Regions from separate parts of the Homo sapiens genome. Here regions 1, 3 and 4 are each linked to region 2. A link is a loop called in an ENCODE intact Hi-C map of the cell type or tissue named here. Cell type or tissue: heart right ventricle. All regions are shown on one strand. Links, peaks and the distances in the headings refer to the core of each region. The heading gives the core; the rest is flanking DNA. Region 1 overlaps FBXL14 (F-box and leucine rich repeat protein 14). Region 2 overlaps ERC1 (ELKS/RAB6-interacting/CAST family member 1). Region 3 overlaps FBXL14 (F-box and leucine rich repeat protein 14). Region 4 overlaps FBXL14 (F-box and leucine rich repeat protein 14).

Region 1 (7,555 bases), core at 1-5,000, 290 kb before region 2:
CAGTTTGAAAATGATATGCCCAGGTGTAGTTTTTCTGGCATTTGTCCTGATTCTCTGAGATTCCTGGATCTGTGGTTTAGTGTCTGACATTAATTTGGAGAAATCTGTCATTACCATTTCAAGTATTTCTTCTTTCTCCTCCTCCTGGTATTCCCATTACACATGCTACACCTTTTGTAGATGTCCCACAGTTCTTGGATATTCTGTTCTGTGTGTGTGCGCACGTGTGTGCGCGCGTGTGCGTGTGGGTGGGTTTTCTTTTCCCTTTTCACATGTGGAGGTTTCTATTGAGATAACCTTATGCTCAGAGATCCTCTCCTCAGCTGTGTCCAGTCCACAAATCCATCAAAGCCCATCAGCGGCATTCTTCATTTCCGTCACCGTGCTTTGCTCTCTGTCACTTCATTTGGTTTTTTCTTAGATTCCCATCTCCCTGCTTTCATTGCGCACCTGTTCCTGCATGCTGCCTACTTTATCCATTACAGCCCCTCACATTAATCAGAGCTGCTTTCAATTTCCCGCCTGGTAATTCCAGCATCCCTGCTGTCTCTGAGTCTGGTTGTGAAGCTTGCTCTGTCCCTTCAACATGTGTTATTTGATTCTTATTTCATTTTATTATTATTATTATTTTTGAGACAGAGTACCACTCTGTCGCCCAGGCTGCAGTACAGTGGCGCGATCTTGGCTCACTGCAACCTCTGCCTCCCGGTTCAAGCGGTTCTCTTGCCTCAGCCTCCTGAGCAGCTGGGATTACAGGTGCTTGCCACCACGCCCAGCTAATTTTTCTTTTCTTTCTTTTCCTTTTTTTTAATTTTTATTTTTAGTAGAGATGGGGTTTTGCCATATTGGCCAGGCTGGTCTCGAACTCCTGACCTCAGGTGATCCGCCCGCTTCGACCTCCCAAAGTGCTGGGATTACAGGCGTCAGCCACCGTGCCAGGCCCTATTTGCCCTTTAGTATGTCTTATATCTTTTTCTTGATAGTGGCTGTGACCGGGTAAAGGCAGCTGCTGTAAAGAGGCCGTGAGTGTGCGGTGGGAAGGTCTACTCTATAGTCTACAATCAGGCCTCAGAGTTTTGGTGAGCTTGCACCCCTCAGCTGAACATTCACAAATGAGTCTCCGTCCTCCCTCCCGCCCCCACCTTAAGTGAGCCGGGAGATGGCTAGAGTGGGCTGGCGTGGGAGTTTCCCTTCCCCCAGGTCAGTTAGGCGCTGATAAAGCCGCGGTGGGGTTAGGGGAGGCGACCTCGTTAGGAAGAGCAGAGTGCGGCAGTCTCTTTCAAAATGGTCCTTTTTCTTCTTCCCACTGCAGGAGGCACGAGGGGATTTTTCTCCATTATTCACTGTGAGAACTCGGGGAAGCTCCAGAAGGTGAGGGAGAGGGGACAACGACATGGTTCCCGTGGATCTTTAACTTCCAGACTTGCCCGCTCTGCGCCTCCGGCACTCTGGTGATGACAGCTCAGGTTTCCCTGCCTGTCACTGCTCGGGCAGAGGCTGCTGCCCAGGGCTTCTGCTCCGGTACCTTGTGAAGCTGCATTCTCCTGCCGGTTTCTCCAGTTCTGGGGACAGTGGTTTGCTCTGAGACCTCGCTTCCTTTATGGATCCAAGGAGACTTGCTTTTTCAGTCTGTTCAGCTTTTTACTTGCTAGGATGGAATTGCAATTTGCAAGCTTCTTCGACAGGAAACTACAAGTTCCACACTTTAATTTTATACATATAAATATATACATGTGTACATATATCTATGTACAGGGGTATTATATATATACATATAAGATGATGATATATATAATGATGATATGTATTACTGAGAACGTAAAATATCATTACATAGTGATAGCTGGACACACAAGGAATTCACAACTCCCCAAAGAAAATACATCTGGATGACCTGCCTAGCAGTTTCCCCATGAGATAGAGGAATGTCTACGTATTTCATTCCCTGTTCCTGCCCTGAAACAATTTCAATCACTGACAAATCATTATCATTCATTAATAATGTTTACTGAGTGCCCATATGTGAAAGAAATCCACTCTACATTCCACAGATGCATTTCCTCTCCCCACGGGGTTTCCATTTTAATGGGAACAATGTAGAATATATCTGTCTTCCCTTTATAGATTCCATTTGGGTTTTTTGTTGTTGTTTCTTGTTCTCTCTCTCTCTCTCTGGTCCAGAGGAATAATTTCCTGGTTTTGTAAACTAAACCGGATCATGTCACTTCCATGAATCAGGGAATACTTAATGAAGGAGTAAGGATTTACAGAGGACTGGGGATAAGAGATGGAGGGAAGCTGAACAGAAGGCAAATGAAACTGGTTGAGCCTCTTCAGAACACACAACAATTCCTGGTGGTGAGTCAGTGTGGATGGGGGAATGGGACACCTTACATGGGGATCAATGAAGAATCACTGGGGTCAAAAAGAGCACATGTCAAGAAGATGTCAAACTGATGACAAGCAAATATTGCCCCAGTATTACAATTCCTGTTGCCCCATCTCAAAATTACCCTGTCAGTTTGATGGGATGAAACTCTCAGACCCCGTTTCATACCACAGACACTGAATCCCTATTCCACAGCTTAGGAAGTCCGAAGAAGTAGACGGTATGTGTGTCTTCCAAAGCTGTCTACCAGAGATGATCAAGGTGTTGGAGAACTTTTGTCTCTCTTAATTGTTCTGGTAACTGCTGTGTACAACGAGGCTAAACACTCACTGATAAGAATTCTCTCCCTGCTGCCCCAATGCAACTTCTAGATTGTACACTAGTACAAGAGTCCTAACGCAGTAACTTGCCTACACGCAGAAACTGGCTGACCTGGGCTTTGGGTGTAGGAACCCTTCCTAAAAACATGAGTATCATCCAGGAGTCTAAACAATTTGATGGGTAGACCTTATATTGAATTACAAAGGTTTAGGAGTAGGAATTAGCTAGTCCAGTGGTTTTTTAAAAAAAATGTTTTTAAAGAAGGAGAACTCTATTTTTCCACTAAAATCATATGTTGAAGCAAAACAAATAACATTTATGTAGTTGAAAATTGGGTAGGAGAGGAGATCTCCACTGGCCCCTAAGTAAGAACTGTCTCAAAGTTCTGTCTCGAAAACCACTTATCTAGCCCAATTCCTCAATTTTTATTGTTTTTTGTTTGTTTTTATTTGTATTATTTATTTATTTATTTTTGAGACGGAATTTGACTCTTGTCACCCAGCCTGGAGTGCAGTGGCACAATCCCCGCTCACTGCAACCTCCACCTTCTGGGTTCAAGTGATTCTCGTGCCTCAGCATCCTGTGTAGCTGGGATTATAGGCACACGCCACCCCATCCGGCTAATTTTTGTATTTTTAGTAGAGACAGGGTTTCGCCCTGTTGGCCAAGCTGGTCTCCAACTCCTGACCTCAGGTGATCCACCCACCTTGGCCTCCCAAAGTGCTGGGATTACAGGCATGAGCCACCGTGCCTGGCCTATTTTTATGTTTTTAAACAAGGTGTTGCCCTGTCACCCAGGCTGGAGTGCAGGGGCACTATCATAACTCACTGCAGCCTTGAACTTCTGGCCTCAAGCAATCTTCCCACCTTGGTCCCCCAGCAGTGCTGGGGTTACAGGCACGAGCCACTGCACCCTGCGCAATCCCTCCATTCCTATAGGTGAGGAAATGGGAACACAAAGAAGGCAGGTAAATTACCCAGGGTTACGGGACTAGGGGTAAATCTGGTTCCTGATGCTTAATCCTTTGCTCTTTCTACTATAACCCCCATCTCTGAGAATCTATTCTGAACCCATGGAACTACACGTGGTGATCTTAAGCCACAAAAATTACTGACACAGTGTTTTCATTAAGGACTCCCCCTGCCCTGTCCATTTCCTGAGAATGAGAGGTTTCTAGTTCTTTGTACCACATTAACTCCAATTGGTAATTCTGAATTCCTTCTTGGCAGAAGTAATATAGATCAGATTCCATTAAATGTATTGCTACAGAGAAAATTTACTTTTTAAAAAAATTCAAACCCAGCTTATGGTCTACAGACTTCAGTAAGATTTAATCAGCAACAGTTTAGTATTATACTGCAAAAGAATTTGGATGGTGTTTGGGACATTACTATAAATAGGTTTTGCCTATATTGCGTATATTGGCCTCATGTTGGCACCTTCAGTAATTCCGACAGCAGTTGGCTTCCAAATCCCTCACCATAAAAGTGGTTGCATATTATGAAATCCAACACTGATATCCCAGCATCCCAAGGAGTTCATCCCTATATCTCATTTAGTTATCTTCCAAGTAATCTGCTGTGATATGCAGTTTGCTACCCTGGCACAGACAGGAGGAAAAGAACCATCAGCCGCCCTAAGCCTGCAGTTCTGAGGCTCCCCCAAGGCTTCGATGGGCCTTTCTAGGAGGTGGCTCTGTGATTCCAGCCTCAACACCAAGGAATCTTGGGTTATTTATGAGATCAGAGCCCTTATTAATGTAATTCTGTTCAAGGCAATTTAAACGAATGAAATAGGCATGATGGTGCACGCCTGTGGTCCCAGCTACTTGTGATGCTGAGGAGGGGGATCACTTGAGCCCCAGAGTTTAAGGCTGCAGTGAGCCACGATGGTCCCACTGCACTCCAGCCTGGCAACACAGCAAGACCCTGCCTCTGAAACATTTTTTTTTAATTTAAAAAAAGAAGGGAAGATAAGTGAGAATTTGAAAGCAATGACAGACATATTTGAAAGCTGCAGGGGCAGGTGGAGGCAGCCACGGAGGACACGGTGGGGCGTCAGCTTGTGGGGCCGGAAGTTCCGTGCGAGCACCTAGAGCGAGGTCTCTCATACTCGTTCCCACACCACTGAGATTGGCGTTTCACTAAGGACCGATTGAGGAAGCAACAGCAATGAAAAGGAGGCCACGAGGAATGAGGAAACTGTCTACATGGAGTATAAACTCAAGGCCAGCATCCAAGGAAAACATCAAATTGGAAAGAAAAAAACAGAAACATTTCAGATGGCGGAGCTGAAACTCAGTCTCTGGGATGTGGCGACTTCGGTCTCCCTCTCATGCCTGACAGTGGAGTCAGAACCCTGTCATTTTTAGAGGCTGGGTCCCTGGCACGCGATTCCTCTGGTACAAAAGAACCCACTCACTGCGCAAGTGGTCTGGGCAGGGGACTAGGTGTGTGGGGCCAACTCACATCCCTGACTCCTGTTTCTCAGCCATTAGCTCATATCTGAAACCTGGTATTAGAATAGTTCATGCCGGGACACTCTTTGAACTCTGTTTGCCCTAGTCCTGGCACTGCTGCCCTACAAAGGGAGGAGAATTTTAATAGCATTAAACACACACACACACACACACACACACACACACACACACACACACACACACACAAGGGAAAGAGGATGAAATACTTGTAAAGCTTTTGATAGTATCGAGTCATACACATATAAGCATGCAAGTGGTAGGAGTACTGAATGTTCTAGAACATACACAATACAAGTTGCAGTAGAACTACCTTTTACATTACCTCATGGAGCAGCAAGGCTATGTTAGAGCTGAGAACAAAACTGAGGCTTCTAAACATTTGGGGCTTTTGAATACCTCTCCCCATATATTGTTTTGGAATGACCCCCAGCTTTCTGAAGAGCACGGAGGGTGGAGCATGGCCATCCTGCAGCACTGTAGAAAGAGCAATGGGCTTTAGAGCTCAGTTATGCTGATTGTTTCCTGCGTGACATAGAGCAGACGACCTAGCCTCTGGTCCTGTTTCCTCATCTTTATTTATTTATTTATTTATTTATTTATTTATATTTTTTTGAGACAGAGTCTCACTCTGTCGCCTAGGCTGGAGTGCAGTGGCGTAATCTCGGCTCACTGCAACCTGCACCTACCAGGTTCAAGCAATTCTCCTGCCTCAGCCTCCTGAGTAGCTGGAATTACAGGTGCATGCTACCGCGCCTGGCTAATTTTTCTATTTTTAGGAGAGATGGGGTTTCACCACGTTGGCCAGGCTGGTCTCGAACTCCTGACCTCAGGTGATCCACCCACCTTGGCCTGCCAAAGTGCTGGGATTACAGGTGTGACCGTGCCCGGCCCTGTTTCTTCGTCTTTAAAATGAGAATATGAAAGCCTTCTTCACAGGGTTGTAGTTGGAATACACGAAATGAGATGATGTATGTAAAGCTTCTACTATAGTGCCTGGCGTATAGCAGATGCTTTGTTCATTTGATCAATATTAATTAAGCACCTTACTACATGTCAGGCACTGTGTGAGGTGCTGGAAATAAACGTTAGTAGGAACAGACCTGGCATCTGTCTCCTTGGAGCGTGCAGTGTAGCCACCTATTGTGTCACTAATAGTGGCACTTACTGTGAATGGCCTGTCTTGACTGAGGTGCACAGGTGGTACTTACACAGGTCACAAAGATGAGCAAAGTACAGGCACTGCTTCTGAACTGCTTAAATCTGATTAAAAAGCTAGGACAACCATAACCACATAATTGGATGCCTCTGCCACTAATTAAGTGATCTTGGGGAAATAATTTAACAATTTTGGACCTCAGTTTCCCCATAAATAAAATGAGGAGGTTGGACTGGATTAATGGTTCCCAAACGTGGCTGAGTATCACAATTGCCTGGGGAAGCTTTTAGAAGTACATATTCCAGGGACCCACCCCAGACTTGCTCATCGGAATCTTAAGTGTGGGGTTCAGGGATCTGTAGTAATTTTAAAAATGTCCCCAAGTGATCCAACACAGATATTTTGGTCTTAGTCCATATGTCAGATCCCTTTTAACGAAAGAGTTCTGGGATAAATTACTATAATCCAAAGCCGAAGCAAAGAGTGCCACAGAAAAGGCACCAATACAATATTGTGAGAGTTAGGAAAAGGCAAACATCTCAGGGGAGGCAGCAGCACTGAAGCGGAACTTGAGCTGGGCCTTGGATGAGGGCTGGAACCTGAACTTGAGGGGAGAAAGAAAGGGAAGAGTATGGAGAACTGAACCCAAACATTTGGTGAAGGACAGACTGCTTGAATGGGAATGATGGGATCTAAGGTTGGCAAGGTAAATCAAGACAAACTCCCTTAGTTATTCCATCCATCCATCCATCTGTCCATCCATCCGCCCATCCATTCATTCATTTCAATGACCGTCCATCCAGGCATTCAGGAATGCCTGGCAGTGTGAAATATGTACTATTCTAGGCCCTGAGGGTGGAAAGATAAAGACATAGTTCTGGCTGACCTAGCACGGCTACAGACACCCAGTGACAGAAGCTAATGGTGCTAAAAGAAGTGCAGGGCAGGCTGGGCACGGTGGCTCACGCCTTTAATCCCAGCACTTTGGGAGGCTGAGGCAGGCAGATCATGAGGTCAGGAGTTCAAGCCCAGCCTGGCCAACATGGTGAAACGCTGTCTCTACTAAAAATACAAAAACCCGCTGTGTGTGGTGGTGCCCGCCTGTAATCCTAGCTACTCTGGAGGCTGAGGCAGGAGCATTACTTAAATGCAGGAGGCGGAGGTTGCAGTGAGCCAAGATCACCCCACTGTACTCCAGCCTGGGTGATA
Region 2 (7,772 bases), core at 1,512-6,511:
TTTTGCTCAGAATAAGAAGGGAACAAATTATGACTTTACCACAGACCTATTTTCCTTAAGAAAGCAGCACAACAGGGGGCTTCAGAGGCTGGCAAAGCCCGCTTCTTCAAGTTTCCCACCTTCTTCTGTTCCACAACCAGGAGAAAAACACTTTTTGTAGTTTCCAAGATGCGTATGGAAAATCTTGTTATACTCTCTTGGGAGAGTAAAAGGCGTAAGTCTCCACAAGAAGAAAACAATTAGAAGAAAAAGGGAGTGGTACAAAAAGATTATCCAGAGGTTCAGCAGTCACCATGCAAGCCAGATTGTCACTTGAGAAGTCCACTGGTTTCCCTGACTAGAACAAAGTTCCAGATTAAAACCTACTGTTTTATAATTATGAAGAAAAAAAGGTAACAAGCTCTTGAGTGGAGGAGCATTTTTGAAGTATTAGTGAAAACATATATACACATATACCTACATACATAAATTCTATCATCCTTTCCTAGGAAATTCCTTTAGAGGATCTCACAACTATTGCTAATGAAAATTTGAATTTACATTTCCCAAGAGAGCTTTAGGCTATCATTTACACTAGAAATCTCTTTTTTCCAATACGTTCTTTTTGCCAACTCATGGTAATTCTTTGACAAGATATATACCGGCAGTACAGTATTTTATAACTATGGAATAACTATAGTTATTGCAATAATAATTACTTACATTATTTGTCTACTTTGAAGTACACTGTTCTAAGTGCTTTAGATGTATTGTCTCATTAAAGCCTCAAAATGATCCTATATGGTGGGTATAAAGTATTATTATCCTCATTTTTATGGCAAAAGAAACAGGGTTAGTGGGTTTAAGTGCCTTGTCCGAGGTCATACAGAGAAAGCAAAGCTAGGATTCCAAGCTGAGTAGTCCGACTCCATCCTGCTGTACACACTGAGCGCTGCTTTGCTACCATGTATCAGTGTTTACCAAAATCACCCACAATGGTATCTCATGAGTCACTCTGGGGAGTGTTCCCATTCCCACTCTTTTTAAAAGAGAGTGGAAACGTATCAGTGTGAAAGAAATGCTTCTTTTTCAAGCCATCTCAATTTTCCTTTTATTTAAAAAAAAAATCAACTCAGAAGGCTTAGGAAGATAAATCCCGTAATAAGCACTCATCACTCCTAAGTAGGGTTTGAAAAATAAGACACAATAAAATGTGGATGCACATTTTCAAAGCAAACATCCCCCTGCTGCTATGACCCTCAGTATCTTGCGTCACTGATGTTAGAAAGAGGCTAAGACGGGCCAGTGTTTCATCACTGCCAATTCTATTTAGGTGACTTTGACAGCACAGCATCAAAACTAAAAAATAAATACCTGAATTAATGCCCTGAAAACAAACTATCTTTTCAGCAGAATATTATTTCATTTTTTCTATTTTTAAGTCAGCCTACATCATGCTTTGACAGCAAAATATTATTTATCTCCCAAGATTTGCTTATTTCAGCAACAGATTGTAATGGAATCAATTAACACAAAAAATTAATGATCTACTGGGTACACATAAGCTCCTGGAAGAAGGGAGGACAGAAATAATCTAAGTAATAGATTGCATTTTCTTCCTCCAGCAGTAGTAACAAAGAAGATGTGGCAACCACCATTTTATGCTTTCTTCTGCATCTGGGTCTGAGAGCTCTTAATATTTCATTAGGGTTTGTGACAAATGTCTAATTTAGGAAATGAAATATGAATAGAGGTGGAATGACAAAGACCATCCCTAGAACTCTGAGCTCTGATAATTTCTCTTCTGAAAAGGCATTTTTTTTTTGCTTTGCTAGGGAGTTAACACAATAGAATAAAGCAAGTGTTGAATGGCTATATAATTTGTCCAGGTTTTGGAAAGAAATTTCCTTCTTAGTTTAAATAATCTGATCATCTCAAATGGAGAAAATATTTATTGCATTTTATTCGGAAAACAGCAAACAAAACAGACCATGTAGGGATTCAGCCCTTCTTCTAAGATCAAATGAAATAATGTGAGTAAAACAGACTCAAACACTTTCCTTAAGTTTTTAACAAAAATAAAAGTTCACTGCCATTTTAACTGGAAATTTTAATTCTTCTCATTTGCAATGGTGAAAAAAACCAAACTGCCACCTAGAAATAAATAAAGTTGACATTTCATTAATTAGACACACATTTTGTGGAGAAAATTTATTTCAACACAACCCTGGACAGTTGTTAGAAACACAATGTTGGCAAATAAAATGACACTTACTTGACCTTATCAAAAGTATACTATTAGCCAAGGGAGAAAAGTAAAAGGATGGGATTTTATGTCTGGTAACCCTAGGACACCAAGAGGGAAACTCATAAACATCACGTAAGTGCGTGTATAATATGTGTATGTATGTGCATATATGATACGTGTATGTTTGCGCATGTCTGGTGTGTGTGTGTGATTTTGGCCATAATAAGGCTCAACACTTGTATGCTGCCTTTGTAAGCGACTAAAACCCTTGCAAATACTTATCTCAATGTGAGGTGGTGAGTGGATACTTGTGGGGATAATAATTTCTTCCATCTAGGTGAGATTACAGATACTTGGAGAGATTACAAAACTTATGCCAAATCACTGTTAGTACACAGAACAAGGATTAGAATCCACGTCACTTGACTTCTAATCCGAAGCACTTTACATTAATTTTAATGCATCTTTATTCATTTATTAAAGAGGGTAGAGACAAGAGGAAGGGACAATTGAATGTCCAAATAGGGCTTGGGACATGACACACACAAAAACTATCTGTTGAATAGGATAAATCCCACCGTGCACATTTCTCCAGAAAAAAATATCTTTCATTGAAACATCCAGGAAGACACAGCCAAGGAGAATATAAACTGCATATAAAAATCAGCGGGAAGCCATCTGGCTCCCAAGGCTTTACTTTCAGCCGTATCTTGGATGACTGCTTCTATGATCAATAACTTGGTTTATCAAACTTCTCAGTAGGAGAAAAGAAATAAGAGCCAAACACCCCAAGAACTCATTACAAGCGAACGATATATCCCTTGGTATAGATCCACCACATAGACTCCAAGAGTGCTTCCTGCTACAGAAGTTGCTCTGCAGTTTAGATAGAGTATAGGGTATAAAAACATGTCTGGTCGGGCACGGTGGCTCACATCTGTCATCCCAGGACTTTGGGAGGCTGAGGAGGGTGGATCATGAGGTCAGGAGTTCGAGACCAGCCTGGCCAACATGGTGAAACCTCGTCTTTACTAAAAATACAAAAATTAGCTGGGCATGGTGGCGCACGCCTGTAGTCCCAGCTACTTGGGAAGCTGAGGCAGAAGAATTGCTTGAACCCGGGACGCGGAGGTTGCAGTGAGCCGAGATTGCACCACTGCAGTCCGCAGTCCGGCCTGGGCGACAGAGCGAGACTCCGTCTCAAAAAAAAATAAATAAATAAAATAAAATAAAATTAAAAAAAAAAAAAAGTCTGCTTTGAAAACCAGTATCCATAGACTTCTGGCAGTCATTTCTGGGGTTTAATTTTGGATGTGCCAAAGGTTTGTTTCCACTGGACTTAATTTTTTCACATCGCTCTAACTTTTGAAAACACAGATACAGTCCTTTTGCTGAATAAAATGAAAACTCGAGCCTAAATTTAAAGGCATAGATATTTCCTGGACTTCCAGGACAGTAATATCATGTACTACTTTGTCAAAAAAATTTTCTGGAGGTTTTTCTAGAGGAAGAAACTAAGATAACAACAACAAAAAAAGACAAATCCAAATGCATTACTTGAAGAGCGACTACTCATGTTTCTAGAGAATTTTTTGGTCATACTATGTCATGGGGTTATTTCCTGGGGGCTTCAGTTCTGCTTCAGAATTTCTTTAGTAGTTATCTACTGACCCCATCTGGTAAAATTATAGAGGAAGTTACAGTCGTTAAAGCTTCTGTCAACTCGATTTCTAAAAATTTTATGTAAAGAGATATTTTAAGAGAAATAAGAAAATAGGAGATCAGGGCAAATGAATCTAAAGATCTTTAGCTTTATCTTCCTATACACATAGGATGAGAGAGAAAACATACAATTAGGAAAAGGTCATGCCATTCACTTAGAAGGATTTTAAATTCCAACTAATTTACACTCCAAGTTCATGTTGAGTATAAAATCTCCACTTTTTTTTTACTGTTATATTATTTATAAAGTTTTCTGCTTTCTTTTTCAAGTATACTAAACATTACTCCATCTTTTAGGGCTATCCGTATTCTAAAAGAAAGAGTTCATGTTGCTGCCTTTTCCCTTGATTGTTAGCACTCTGACCTTTTATTAAGGGTTCTATTAAAACTCTAAGGCTTTTTTTATTGTTTAAGATAAACACAAGGTAATTATTTTAAAATTGTATTCAGCAGAAAGGGATGAATATAACTTTAAATATAGTACAAGGTAGCTTCAAACTTTAAGTACAGAGTTACTAAAAGTGGAGAAATGTCCGTTTTAACCATGAAATTTAATCTTATGATTAAAGATTTGTGTTGTTTTCTAATCTATCAATATTCAGAATCTGATTCCATTAAAAGGGCTAAAAATTACACGAAGAAATGGAAGGTTTTAAAAACACACTGAGTTTCATTTTCTTCCCTACTATTTCCAGATTTTTTAAGGTGGCTACAACAATACTATGAAATTTCAACTCTTTTTTTGGACATTCATTCTCTGAGACATTGAGTTTTTAAACCTCCTGTCATTAGAACATATCTGGGTAATTTCCATTAATAAATGGATCAAAATGCAGAGTGCTGGGTTGCCATTACTAGAGACTTTATCATTCCTCTAACTTAAGTCATTTCATACATCTTTCAAAGATCAAAAGAAGGAGAAGTCTAAACATGGAGATTTCTGGTAGGGCAGGGTACAGCCATTTAACAACTTCTTTCAACAAGCCAGAGATGGCAGAATTCTCTTTGAAGTGGCAGCCCTGTTGGCTTTTGAAGTCCCTTGTCAATTGCAGAATGGCTGTGGTGGGGTTTGTTTTGTAACCAGCTGTCACCATGAAGGCAGACATGACGTATTTCCAGCAGTCTCACTTCAGGGTCTGTCAAGTGACTGATTTCATAACCAGCCACCATAACAAAGGGGATTCAAACTCCTTGACAGCAGAGCGAGAGTCTACAGTGAAACCTACGAGGTTCCTCTTGACAGAATTTGATTGAAAGACTGAACTGATTACACAACGGCAAAGAGAAGATGATCGTGAACTGTCATATCTCTTAGGTACCTGAAACATTAAAAATATACTTTCTATATGCTTATCAATATCATGTTCCATAATAACATCTTACATTTTAAAAATGAAGTATCTTTGAACAACAGTATCTACAATCTGTGCATTGACCAAACATGATGAACTTCTGCAGAAACCAGTAAACTGCTTTACAAGCACCGTTTATGTTACCAACGTAACACTCTATTTTTTTTGTAAGACAGAATGATTCTACATAGTTCTGAATAACGTTTGTATCTGTAACACTTTTGGACTGCTTAGCTACTCATTTCAAGAATGTCTCACAGAAATCAGTTAAGACTTATAAGAGCAAGCAAAGAAAATGAATTTAGGATATGTTAAGAAGAGATTTCTGTAAACTATTAAATGTAACCCATTACAGCACTATATGAAATGAATCAGTCTTAATAATATTATGAACCTATTTCCAAGTCCGGGAAAGATGAGGCAAATCTTGAAAAACCTAATGTCAAATTTACCAGTGATGATCAGAAGCATCAGTCCCACTAAAAGGAAATAAAGTAGGATCAAAAAGATTTTCAAATGATTCTAATCAGTTTATACCTGCTCTGCAGAATGTTTTGAATTATTACATGTTTTCATAAACATGGTGGCCTGGTACTTCCGAGTGGAAGGCTCACTGCTACATAAGACTTTCAGCTAGTTCCCACTAGCTAAGAGGTCAACAACAGTGGGCCTACAATTTTGCACATTCACTTTTTGAGACATATAAGCCCTCTGTTTTGCCACTGAAGGACAGGTCAGGGATAATAATGATTTCTAAATTGTATTTTTCCACTCTGGCTACCATTCTTTAAAATCAAGCACAAAAATGTAAATAACTTTCACATAAATATCTATTCTAATTCTTTAAATCTACAATTCTGACACCTTTAAGTTCTTCTGTTCAGATGAAAAAGTAGTTTATCAAATCCAGTGGAAACGCAATTGCAACAAAGAAAACATTTCAAAACACTGTTTAGATAAGTATAAAAATATGATAAAATTACCATTAAATCCTAAATTGTTTAGTAAGTACAGTGATGCTGCAAACATTAAGTCAGGACAAAATTTCATTTATTCGCTCATAATTTAATTACTTAGTAAATATTCATTGAATGCCATTGTGTACCAGGTGCAATGGTAGACGCTGAGGATACAACAGTAAATAAGACACAGCTCCTGCCCTCAAGGAGCTTTCATTCTAGGAGACAAAATGGAGACAGTCTCTTAAAGCAATAGGTAGTAAATACGTAATAATAATGCAGTGTTATTAAAAAAAAAAAACAGGACTAAGTACAAGTGCAGTTGAAAAACATGAGAGGCTGGGCACAGTGGCTCACGCCAGTAATCCCAGCATTTGGGAGGCTGAGGTGGGCAGATCACCTGAGGTCAGGAGTTCGAGACCAGCCTGGTCAACATAGCGAAACCCCGTCTCTACTAAAAATAACAAAAAATTAGCTGGGCATGGTGGCGGGCGCCTGTAATCCCAGCTACTTGGGAGGCTGAGGCAGGGATAATTGCTTGAACCTGGGAGGCGGAGGTTGCAGTGAGCCGAGATCACGCCACTGCACTCCAGCCTGGGCAACAGAGAGAGACTCCATCTCAAAAAAAAAAAAAGAAAAAGAAAAAGAAAAACAAAAACATGAGAGAGACATGTAACTCAGACTTGGAAGGTCAGAAAAGGTTTTATGGAAGAAGTAGGATTTTTCCAGACAAGGGAATAAGGTAAGGTTGAAGAGATTGCTTCACTCAGAAGGAACATGTAGTTTAAGACATGTAAGCCCTTCTTTACTCTTCTGAAAAAGGACCCAACAAGAACTGGCACTTGTTTTCGACCTAGAAAACATTACATATATCTGAGAATCTGTTGTTTAACAACTGAATAATATTATAAAGAAAGAATGTACCAGAGTGACTGGCAGACAGTAGGTAATCAGTAAGTGTCAGTAAATCTACAAGAATTGTAGTTTGTATTAAGAATAAAAGGTACTCTGCCTTCTGACACAAGTGGAAGCCTGAGACCCTCACCAGAAGCAGATGCGGGCATCATGCTCCTTGTACAGTTTGTAGAACCATGGCCAAATAAACTCCTTTTCTTTATAAATTACCCAGCCTTAGGTAATTCCTTTATAGCAACACTAAATGGAATAAGACAACCATCCACTTAAAGATCCTCGTGATAAGAAGCGTAGAAATCAACCTTGCCACTTCCCTCTCCTCTCCCTCATCATCAACATGCAATTGACCAGCAAATCTTGCTGAGTTTATCTCCAAATAGACCTCTCCATCTCCTTTGCCATCACCCTACATGTCCTTGGATTATATGTTTTCCTAACATGTCCTCAGCCCTTTCTACCCTTACTCTCCTATTTATTCTTCATATAATTGCTGGAATACTCTATTTTTGAGATGGCGCAATCTGGACTCACTGCAACCTCTGCCTCCTGGGCTCAAGTGATTCTCCTGCCTCAGCCTCCTGAGTAGCTGGGACTACA
Region 3 (5,000 bases), core at 1-5,000, 300 kb before region 2:
AGCCTGAGTAATAATTTTCAGGTCCTTTCTTCAAAGTTCCTGAAATACTTTTGGTCAAAAACAAAAAATTGATAACTACATTTTTTTTTTTTTTTAAATGGAGTCTCACCCTATCACCGAGACTGGAGTGCAATGGTGCGATCTCGGCTCACTGCAACCTCCCACTCCCCTCAAGCGATTCTCCCACCTCAGCCTCTCGAGTAGCTGGGATTACAGGTGTGCGCCATCATGCCCGGCTAATTTTTGTGTTTTAGTAGAGACGGGGTTTCACCATGTTGACCATAGCTGGTCTTGAACTCCTGACCTCAGGTGATCCACCCACCTCAGCCTCCCAAAGTGCTGGGATTACAGGCGTGAGCCACCGTGCCCGGCCCAGATTATTTTTTAAAACCTCTGGTTTTGTTTTCGTCAGTATGATGCCTTATTGATATATTTTTGCTTTACTGACATTTTTGGTTTGCCCTCAGAAGATCCCTAAACAACTGAGAACTGGATAGAGAGAAGCACAAATACTACATTGAAGGTATTATATTTAATACTTAATGCAAAGATCATATTCGTATTTTATGTCGGCTTTCATACTTCTTTTGGGGAGTGTTACAGGAGGAGACCATGTCGTTTCCCTAAAGAAAGCAAGTAGAAGTGTGTTATCTGGAGCCCCCTCCCCAGATAATGACAGGCTCGCTGAGGCACACCTGCTCCTTGTCCCAAAAATGTTGTAAGAGCTTTTCTCCAGGAGTGAAAAAGCTTCACCCGACTTTACATGAAGACGAGCACCTCTAGAAAGGTGAAGGGATAGTCACGAGCAACAAAGCACACAGTGGCATGTCTCTAAAGCAAAGCCCACCGTGGTCTGACTCCTTAAAGGAGGAGGGAACTGTGAGATAAGTTACAGGGAGAGCTGCTCCGAAGCCGCCCCTCATGGACACCCCTCCTGAATCACTGCACAGATGCCTGCTTAGTTCTTTGCTTATCATCGTTATTTTAGTCTTCATCATCATTCTTCAGCTTCTCTGCGCTTTTAACATACCATGTTGGACAAACTATCCATTGTTTTATTTTATTTTAGAGACGGCGTCTTGCTCTGTCACCCAGGCTGGAGTGCAGTGGCGCGATCTCGGCTCACTGCAACCTCTGCCTTCAGGTTCAAGTATTCTCCTGCCTCAGCCTCCCAAGTGGCTGGAATTACAGGCGCCTGTCATCATGCCTGGCTAATTTTTGTATTTTTAGTAGATATGGGGTTTCACCATGTTGACCACACTGGTCTCAAATTCCTGATCTCAGGTGATCCACCCACCTCGGCCTCCCAAAGTGCTGGGAATACAGGTGTGAGCCACCACGCCCAGCCAATATCCATTGTTTTAAAAGTCACTCTTCCTACTAGAAGAGTAAAACAGCATTTTAGAAACAATAATTTGATAAAATAGTAGCAGCAATGCATCTCACGTCTTTCAGGGCCATTGAAAATGTTAGTACTGTGGAATGTAATCATCTTTCAGACTCTCTATTAGAGGTAGCTAAATAATTCAAAAAACAAGATGAACATAATTAGAATTCAGTATAAAATGTGTGCTTTCCCATTAAAGAAAATTTTGTTCAAGGCCTAAAAACAGAAGGAAATTATATCGCAGTTATGAAATGTTACGTCTAAAGTTCATTGTGTCAAACTGGCATACCTAAAATAGGTGGGAAATGCCCCTGAATCCACGGAGAAAAGAAGTATCAGCTTCTCCCAGCCACGCTAGGTGGGGTAACTACAGGGGGCGATGGAGCTTCTCTGCAGTGTTTTTGTTAGCTCCTCTGTTTATGCTCTTGATATCCAAGAGCGTGTCTACCCTGAACTCCTACTCAAATATGTTTAGCCTTTGTTGTATTGCTTCCGATTTCTAAGTGATCCCAGTTCACTCTTTCCCATCATTTTTGGGGCATACTTACCTGTTTCACCTGCCATCTCCATGCCTGGTCACCTGAAGTCAGTGTCTGCAGACCCTGCTTGGGATGGTCTCTGCACTCCTAAGGTGAGCTAGCTCCCTGCTCACCCTGCCCTGCCCTCAACGTCCTCTCGGGCATCTCCCGGCAGCCATGAATGCTCCAGAAGCATTCTAACTCTGCACTCTGTTTCCTCCAGCCTGGGGGCGGGGGCAGGTGAGTGATAATGACCATCACTGTATTTGACTGGCAGTCTTCACACCGCAGGGTTAAAAAATTATTTTTACTAAAATATGCCTGCCTATTCAAGGCTGCTCTTTAAAATAATACATAAGTCCTTTTTTTTTTTTAAATCCTTATTTAAAATTCCTCCAGAATAGGACAACTAGATGACAAGGCAAAGAGGAGCTCTTGAATCTTCACCTGACCCCACTGCCCTCCCCCGAGGAGGGGCTACATCCTTTGGCCCCAACTCCAGAGTTCCAACAGCAGTGAGGTGGCAAGTGCCCCACGCTCAGCGCGGCTAGGAGACTCTTGCTCTCGATTTGTATACGATCATGAAATGAAGCATCTGTCCACACAGGGCAGGCCCCCAGAGGGCCTATGGTGAGCAGGCAGTATCAAGATTCTCTCTTCCCTGGCCTCCTGCTTAAGCATTGCTAGAAGTTTCTTCCCGGGAAGGATGAGGAGTTTATCCAGGCAGCGCTGACAGCCAACGGCAGGACTGATAAAGCCTGTGGCTGGCTTTATCAGTAACACAGCTAAGACGACTTTAAGAGCCCATAAAAATGCTAACAAATATTCCTGCTGACCAACGCATTGCAGCAGTTTCACAATCACAAAATCCTGCCGGTTTATTGGGATTAATTACTAACTAATAGTTAAAATGCTAAAGTTTATGAATGACTTTAAAAAAATACAAATTAGTGTGGATTCAGGGCTATCTTTCACTTAGTAAATATTTATTTGGCAGCTTTTACAGGCCGAGTCCCCCGCCAAGGGCTGGGGCGACAGAGCACCATCTCCCACTTACGCGTATGGAGGTCTGCTTTCTTGAGTGGGAGAGAAAGAAGTGGGGTTTTACTGGGAACTGCGCCCAACCCACAGCCTGATTTATCTGTGCCGCAGCCTGCAATCTAGATAGGCCCCATGGGAGTGCGTCTCGTGTATTTTAGGGGGAAAATAGTTGGGAATTGCTGCTTTACAGAGCTGGGCTTCAGATTCTTGGCGCAGAAGGGAGCCAGCCAGTCCAGATAAGGAGCGGGAACTGAGGTTAACATGTATTCAAGACTGAATTCCTTCTCAGTCCCCGAGCAGTAGCTCCAGAGGGTGACAGCCTCTGCATTACTGCCCTCGTGGTCTCTCCCCACCTTCTTGAAGCTGCCCTCGATGTCAGTTTCAACCTATTTTACTGGTACAGAAATATGGAGGAGTGAGGGGCCAACCCAGCACTCAGTGACTGACACTGCCGGCCCCCACGCTGTCCACCCCACCACGGGCACTGCCACCCTGCCTTCTGCTCTGGTCGGTTTAGTCTGTAGAGACGTTATCAGCATAGCACAAGCTAAAAGGTCCCCCAGGGAGGCCAAACCAAATCAGGTCCTTGATTTAAATGACGATTTAAATCACTCCCTGCTTCATCTGCAGTAATTTTGTTTTATTAGATAAAGCGTTTGTGGGAAGAAAAGGAAATATTTAAGGTTTCCTCCCGCTGTCGTAGGCTAGTTAAGTGTAAACAGAAAAAACCTGTTGGGCTGTGCTGAGGCATTGCACACAATTTGTCATGTGCATCTCCATGAGGACAAAAACACACATCCAGGCAGGCTTCCTCAGCAAGAGAAGTGCCTCTGAGCATTTCCTCAGGACAGGACCTTTCTACTGAAGATCCTGCGGAGGGAGGAAGTTCAGAGTTCATGCCAAACCTGACCCCAGGATCCAGGCAAAGACGGTTCCCTAAGGACACTACCACAGAGACAGTGACCCTCTCATGACGCTTCCTCAAACATGATTGCACACACTCCACACTATTTTCCTACCGAGAAACCACCAGGTGCCTTCCTAAGCTCCCACGCCTGTTGGCTGCAGATCCTGACCCACAGCATGGGCAGAAGCCAACAGCAACCTCCTGCGGCAAGGATCCCAGTGTGCTTGGAGCTGGAGAGGGCCGATTCGGAGGATCCCAGAGTCCTACAGGGGCTTCAGACAGGAGATTCCGAGGGGGAGTAGAGCTGTGAGCACAGGGTATCACTGACCAGTGAGGAAGAGGGTGTTTTCCCCACGGGATCCCGAACGGCACAGTGTCAGTGTCTGCTCAAGGAACCATTAACCCCAGGGATGCAAAAGATCTACTACTTATGGCTGGAATACGGAATATTCAAAACCAGATGGACAGTTAGGTCGATAGATAAGACAGATAGATAAGATTAGAGAAATAAGATAGATTACATTGATAGAGATAGATTTAGACAGACACAAATACTTTCTTTTTGTTCAACTGTTAATCATCCAAACTACTTTTATCTCAAAATGAAATACAGCAAACCCAGTGAGCAAAGGAGGATGGAGCTGTAGGGGATCTTTATTTTTATTTAAATAGAAGTTTTTTCTCCCTTGGGGTTTTGTTTATCTGTCCATACACATCCATAGAAAAATATTATTCTTAGAGTCCTGAGGCTGTTCACATTTGTTTGCACAGACTTTAAAGGGCAAATAAAAGACAAGCAGAGATATTTTTCAGACATACTGTTGTACTTAGATGATGTGTTTAGATCCCTCCTTCTAGTTCAGGAGCAATTTGTTCATTCATTACTGTCCAAAAAGTACTTTCAAAATATTCTACTAAATTTATCAAAGATAATTTTTTTTTTTAAAAAAAGCTCCTAACTTCTCAAATAAACTCGTACCAAATCCTTTCCAATAGCCACAGTAATACTCACATGACACTGAAATGACCCTCAGGACACCAGGGGCTGTGACAAGAGTAAGTCCCCAGAGTAAGGCGGGATTCTGCTGGCATGGCCCGCTCCCACAGCCTCCTGCCCACATCCAGCTGTTCAAGCAGGCACGAGGCA
Region 4 (5,000 bases), core at 1-5,000, 300 kb before region 2:
ATAGTAATGCAGAATACTAATGCTGGAAGTACATGCTCATGAGAGCTTCAAAGCTAGGAACTCACACATATTTCACATGCTATAAATACCTGCCACACAATCCTTTTATAAAGTAGAATCAAGTTGCAAAAACTCTAGCTATTTTCTCTTCATTCAAGGGCAAAAAGGCTTGACTTCACAGATGTTTTAGTTACAAATCCCACTTGTCCAGAAAGAGTAAAAGGGTCTAATTTGTTAATACTAGGCACCTTCTTATATTTATTACTCCCCCATTTACGTAATCCACACTCCAGAAGGATCAGACCTACCACACAGTGGGGTGTCAACAATTACTCCTTACATCATGGATCTGAGACACTGGAACTGGACTGTGGGAAAACAGTTGAGACCACATTAATTTTTCATAAATATTAATGTGGAATTACTATGGCTTGGAAAACATTGTTTTTCTCATCTAAAAAGGATATGAGGAAATATTTCCTACCAAGGTTCATAATATTTCTCCTTAGGAAATCTTGGCCTCAAACTAGCATTATTTACATACACGTCTGCTACATTTTTTTTTTTTTTTTGAGACGGAGTCTCGCTCTGTCGCCCAGGCTGGAGTACAGTGGCACAATCTTGGCTCACTGCAAGCTCTGCCTCCCGGGTTCACGCCATTCTCCTGGCTCAGCCTCCCGAGTAGCGGGGACCACAGGCACCTGCCACCACGCCCGGCTAATTTTTTGTATTTTTAGTAGAGACGGGGTTTCACCATGTTAGTCAGGATGGTCTCGATCTCCTGACCTTGTGATCCGCCTGCCTCGGCCTCCCAAAGTGCTGGGATGACAGGCGTGAGCCACCGCGCCCGGCCACACATCTGCTACCTTTTTCTAGCCCAAGGCAAGGCTTTCTGAGACGTAGTCACTAAACAGGGAGGAGCCAAAAAAATTAGTCCTGCTATTTCTGAGAATCTCTAGAACAATCACTGAGGCTAAAATTGGACACATGAGTAAAGTAAGGGAGAAATTGTAACAGTTAAGCCCGCAAACGCCCCTCAAATAAATGCTTCATGTTCTCAGATGGAAGACAAGCATTTCTGCTTTCAGTAATTTAAACCTTAACTTCATTGCCCAAAACTCCACTGCTGTGAACAACAACAACGACAAGATGGCCAGTACGTGTGTCTTAAGCAAACAACACGAAAATGACAAGATGAAAGTGACAATTTCTACCTTTCCTAATTTACTTCAGATGCACAGAATTTAGCCAGTTTTCAGGAATCTGTAAAAGCAGGATGGTTAAGTTCTGTGGCCCCCTGAACTTCATCCAGCTGACAGCTGACGGTTGTACGAAGCAGAAAAGGTCTTCAAGTTTCCAGAGCCTGGAGTAGATGGAGGATTGGCTCTTCCAGCCCTAGCTGATGTCTGTGCACTTGAGACAGATGCCCTGCCATTGTGCTCAGGGTCAGATGTCAACAATCAGAACAGCATGACCCCCAGGAAGGCAGCTGGCCTCTCTCTTCCCTACACAGAAGGGTCTAATTTTCAATGGAATCACAAGGGGAACTGCAGAAACTCATTAACGTAGGACACAGGATTTAGCAGCAAACAGCTTCATCCCTGCTTTATTGATTTTTAGAGTTGGGGTCTCGCTCTGTCACCCAGGCTGAAGTGCAGCGGTGTGATCATATCTCACTGCAGCCTCGACTTCCTGAGCTCAAGCAATCCTCCCACCTCAGCCTCCCGAGTAGCTGGGACCACAGGCATGTGCCACCATGCCCATTATTACTATTATTATTTTTTTTTTGTAGAGACAGGGTCTCGCTATGCTGCCTAGGCTGGTCTCCAACTCCTGGGCTCAAGTGATCCTCCCATCTCGGCCTCCCAAAGTGCTGAGATTGCAGGAGCCTACAACTGCTTTCTTTAGAAATAAAAATGTGCATATGTGGGTTAAGAGGTAAAAGTCAAGCACTACACATTATTGAAAGGTAGGGCTGGAAAACTGTTATTGTCTCCTTCTGGACTGTTGCTTCAGCCTCCCCAGCCCTTTAAAAAAACAACAAAAAACCCTCTTACACACAATTTACCTTCCCCATTGTGAAGCAGCTGTGAATCATATCCACACCTGTCCTGGAGTTATTAAAACTAGGAGTCCGACCTTGTGTTTTTCTTTACCCCAAGTTTATGAACATGATTTTAGGGTCCAATATAAGGTAGTACAATAAAGTATGGTTAATGCAAAACTAAATGTCCTCCACTGTGGAAGACAGAAAGTGGAGAAATCCACGAAGTCTGCACGTCCCATGTCTTGGTCTTGTCAGTAGGTGGCAGCATTGTCTGTGAGTTGGAAGCTATTTCCCAAGGGGAACCACAACCTCCTCCCATCTAACAAATCCCCTCTGGTCCTTTCTCTTTCACCCGCACCCGCAAAGTATTTCCTCCAGGCGTAAGAGTTGACAAATGAGGAATTTCACTTCCTGGAAAAGATGAAATTGAATTTTAAAATATCAGTGAGGTTACTCCCCAGAGCCAGGTGTTATTTTGCAGCTCTCTGCTTTTGGAGCTAAGAGAATCAAACATTAACTTCTAATGCTTTTTTTTTTTTCTCTTTAAACTTCTAATTCTTCTTAAAGGGCACTTCATACAAATCCTTCTTAGATTGCCATATCTGGGGAGTTTGGGAGGAAGAAAATGGGAAAAATTTTAGTCATACATGGAGGTATCAATTTAAACAGCAAGAAAAAGAGCTAGTTTTTTTTATTACAAAAGAAAAATCAGAAGTGTATCTGTGAGGACAAATTCTAGAGAGCCTTTCAGGAAAAAACATTTTAAAATTTTAGGAGTATCTTTTTTTTAATTTTTTTTAATTTTTATTAAAAGGAGTATCTTTATTGCCCAGATGAAGACATCTTCATAAAATATAAGAGAGTCTATGAAGATGAAAATAATAACAGCCCTGACGAAGAAGTAAAGTTGCTTGTGTGACCTAAATTCCTCCTACAGAAAACTGACATTAGGACAAGGTAGCAGAACTTACAAAAATAACTTCTGAGCCAATGTAGCCAGATTCCGTAGAATGGCACAAGAAGAGACAGGCTGAGGGCAGGAGAGGCCTTCGGGTCTTGCCCTCCTGGTACTCAACAGCCTGGCCTCGGGGAATCAAACTGTGAGTGGGAAGGGCAGGTGTAGAAGTGGGAAAAAAGGTGGAGGCAGTTATCCCCTGCAGATGCTTCTACCAAGCTGTATTGGCTAGAGGAGCCACAGCTTATAAGCTCTGTAATATAGACGTCATTTTTGGTTAGAGAATAAATAAAAAAGGAAAAGTTTCAGGGACTTGGGGCCTGTGCATAAGGCAAATTACATTCATTCCTGGCACCATCCGTGAAGGTCTTATGAAAGCAGAACATCTCCCTGCGCAACTTTTGGAAAGTAATAGCTGAAATATGCCATTCTTAGTGACTACACTGAAAGAATACAGATTCAGGGAAGGCACCCCAAACAGAGAATACAGGTTGTAAAGGAAAGAAAAGCAAACACGTATCACCCTGCACAAAGCCAAGAAGAAGAAAACGGGGCTGGCTGAGGAGCCAGAATGAGAACTGAGTGAGGGGAATGTGTGAACGCTGAGGACCAGCAGTTCCTAAAGCTGCTCCTCGGAAGAACTGGGAGGGCTGCTCCTTGATTCATAGCCTCCAAGAACAGCTTTCCTGGACTCCGTTTTCTTTCTCTTTCTTTTCTTTTCTTTTTCTTTCTTTCTTTCTCTTTTTCTTTCTTCTTTCTCTTTCTTTCTTCCTTTTCTTCCTTTCTTTTCTTTCTTTTCCTTCTTTCCTTTCCTTCCTTCCTTCCTTCCTTCCTTCCTTTTCTTTCGACAGAGTCACTCTGTTGCTCAGGCTGGAATGCAGTGGTGCAATCTCAGCTCACTGCAACTTCTGCTCCCCGGGTTCAAGCAATGCTCCTGCCTCAGCCTCCTGAGTAGTTGGGACTACAGGCACGTGCCACCATGCCTGGCTAATTTTTGTATTTTTTAGTAGAGACAGGGTTTTGCCATGTTGGCCAGGCAGGTCTTGAACTCCTGACCTCAGGTGATCTACCCGCCTCAGCCTCCCAAAGTGCTGGGATTACACACGTGAGTCACCAGGCCCGGCCCTGGGCTTCATTTTCAAGAAGGTAGGCCCTCTTTCTGTAACCACAGAAACAACCTTTGAATTTGACTCTAGACAAATCTCTTGCGAATGTGGCCACTGGGCTGGCGTGAGGATGTTGGTGTGACTGAGACCTCTGAGGTGGCAGCACTGCAAGCCTGAAAATGTCCTACGGGAGGCATGTGGCTGTCACTCTAGTTCTGTGCTCACAGCCGTCAGGACCAACGTTGTTTTCATCCACACCCCATTTCTGCCGGGAAGCTAGAGCAACAGTGTACAGAGGACACATAGGAAAAAGCATTTCCGGGACAGGCCGGCTCCGACATTCCTCACATGGGCCCTTCAGGCAGCAATTACTCTATTGGCTTCAACATTCTCCATCCAAACCACGTGACTCCAGTTTCTGTGCTCCGTTTTGCAGAGGAAGGTATAGCTGAGGGCTCCAGTAATCCCAAGATGATGCACGTTTCTCTTGTAGGGGACCTTCCCCAAACCCTCTCCCCAGGAGGTTCCCGTGGCTCAGTCTGCAAATCCACACAGCCCGGACACTGATTTGCAGGCTGACAGCCACTGCTGCTGCTTTCCTAACCTTCCTCTGTACTCTTTTAGCTGCTACCAGCACACCCACCCCCCACCCTAAAGGTGTCCATTCGCCCATTAAAGGACTCCAGCATGGCCATTTCCCAGTTTCTGAATTTCCTGTCGCCGTCTATGAAGACTGTCGAGAGGGGTCGAGTGTTGTGGGTGGGGGATTCCAGGCGACGTGGCCACACATAACAGCAATGAGGCCAGTCCCACGGCCGTCTACACACTGAAGCAGGTATCAACAACACCTTGCAGTCCTTCCTGATTTGGGCTGCCTTCCGCTTGATACTTC

Evidence for each region. Hi-C counts contacts between places; a loop is a spot of excess contacts. Peaks named below come from ENCODE experiments on the same cell type or tissue, not always from the same donor. Only the 100,000 strongest peaks of a DNase experiment are listed, where the experiment ranks them.
Region 1: a loop joins it to region 2, with 1.8 times the contacts of the local background. A loop is called at or near these places in 7 of 110 quality-filtered maps.
Region 3: a loop joins it to region 2, with 2.2 times the contacts of the local background. A loop is called at or near these places in 27 of 110 quality-filtered maps.
Region 4: a loop joins it to region 2, with 4 times the contacts of the local background. A loop is called at or near these places in 30 of 110 quality-filtered maps.

The regions. Positions count from the first base shown.
Region 1 is chr12:1,560,568-1,568,122 of GRCh38, reverse strand. It overlaps FBXL14 (F-box and leucine rich repeat protein 14), which reads left to right. Exons shown (of 2, transcript NM_152441.3): 2 at 1,313-2,130. The coding sequence ends at 1,375. Among named protein-coding and RNA genes, the nearest start is that of FBXL14, 30 kb to the left of the region's middle. In heart right ventricle, for the core only: no CTCF peak of the experiment used is centred there; no DNase peak of the experiment used is centred there; H3K4me3 peaks cover 379 bases.
Region 2 is chr12:1,275,364-1,283,135 of GRCh38, reverse strand. All of the region lies in intron 14 of ERC1 (ELKS/RAB6-interacting/CAST family member 1), which reads right to left. Among named protein-coding and RNA genes, the nearest start is that of LINC00942, 220 kb to the left of the region's middle. In heart right ventricle, for the core only: a CTCF peak has its summit at 3,890; no DNase peak of the experiment used is centred there; H3K27ac peaks cover 249 bases.
Region 3 is chr12:1,574,707-1,579,706 of GRCh38, reverse strand. The region is part of intron 1 of FBXL14 (F-box and leucine rich repeat protein 14); the gene reads left to right. Among named protein-coding and RNA genes, the nearest start is that of FBXL14, 17 kb to the left of the region's middle. In heart right ventricle, for the core only: no CTCF peak of the experiment used is centred there; a DNase peak (open chromatin) is centred at 3,088; H3K4me3 peaks cover 1,411 bases; H3K27ac peaks cover 1,899 bases.
Region 4 is chr12:1,580,970-1,585,969 of GRCh38, reverse strand. The region is part of intron 1 of FBXL14 (F-box and leucine rich repeat protein 14); the gene reads left to right. Among named protein-coding and RNA genes, the nearest start is that of FBXL14, 11 kb to the left of the region's middle. RefSeq lists an enhancer at 4,252-4,301. In heart right ventricle, for the core only: a CTCF peak has its summit at 2,288 (motif pointing right); a DNase peak (open chromatin) is centred at 2,339; H3K4me3 peaks cover 487 bases; H3K27ac peaks cover 538 bases.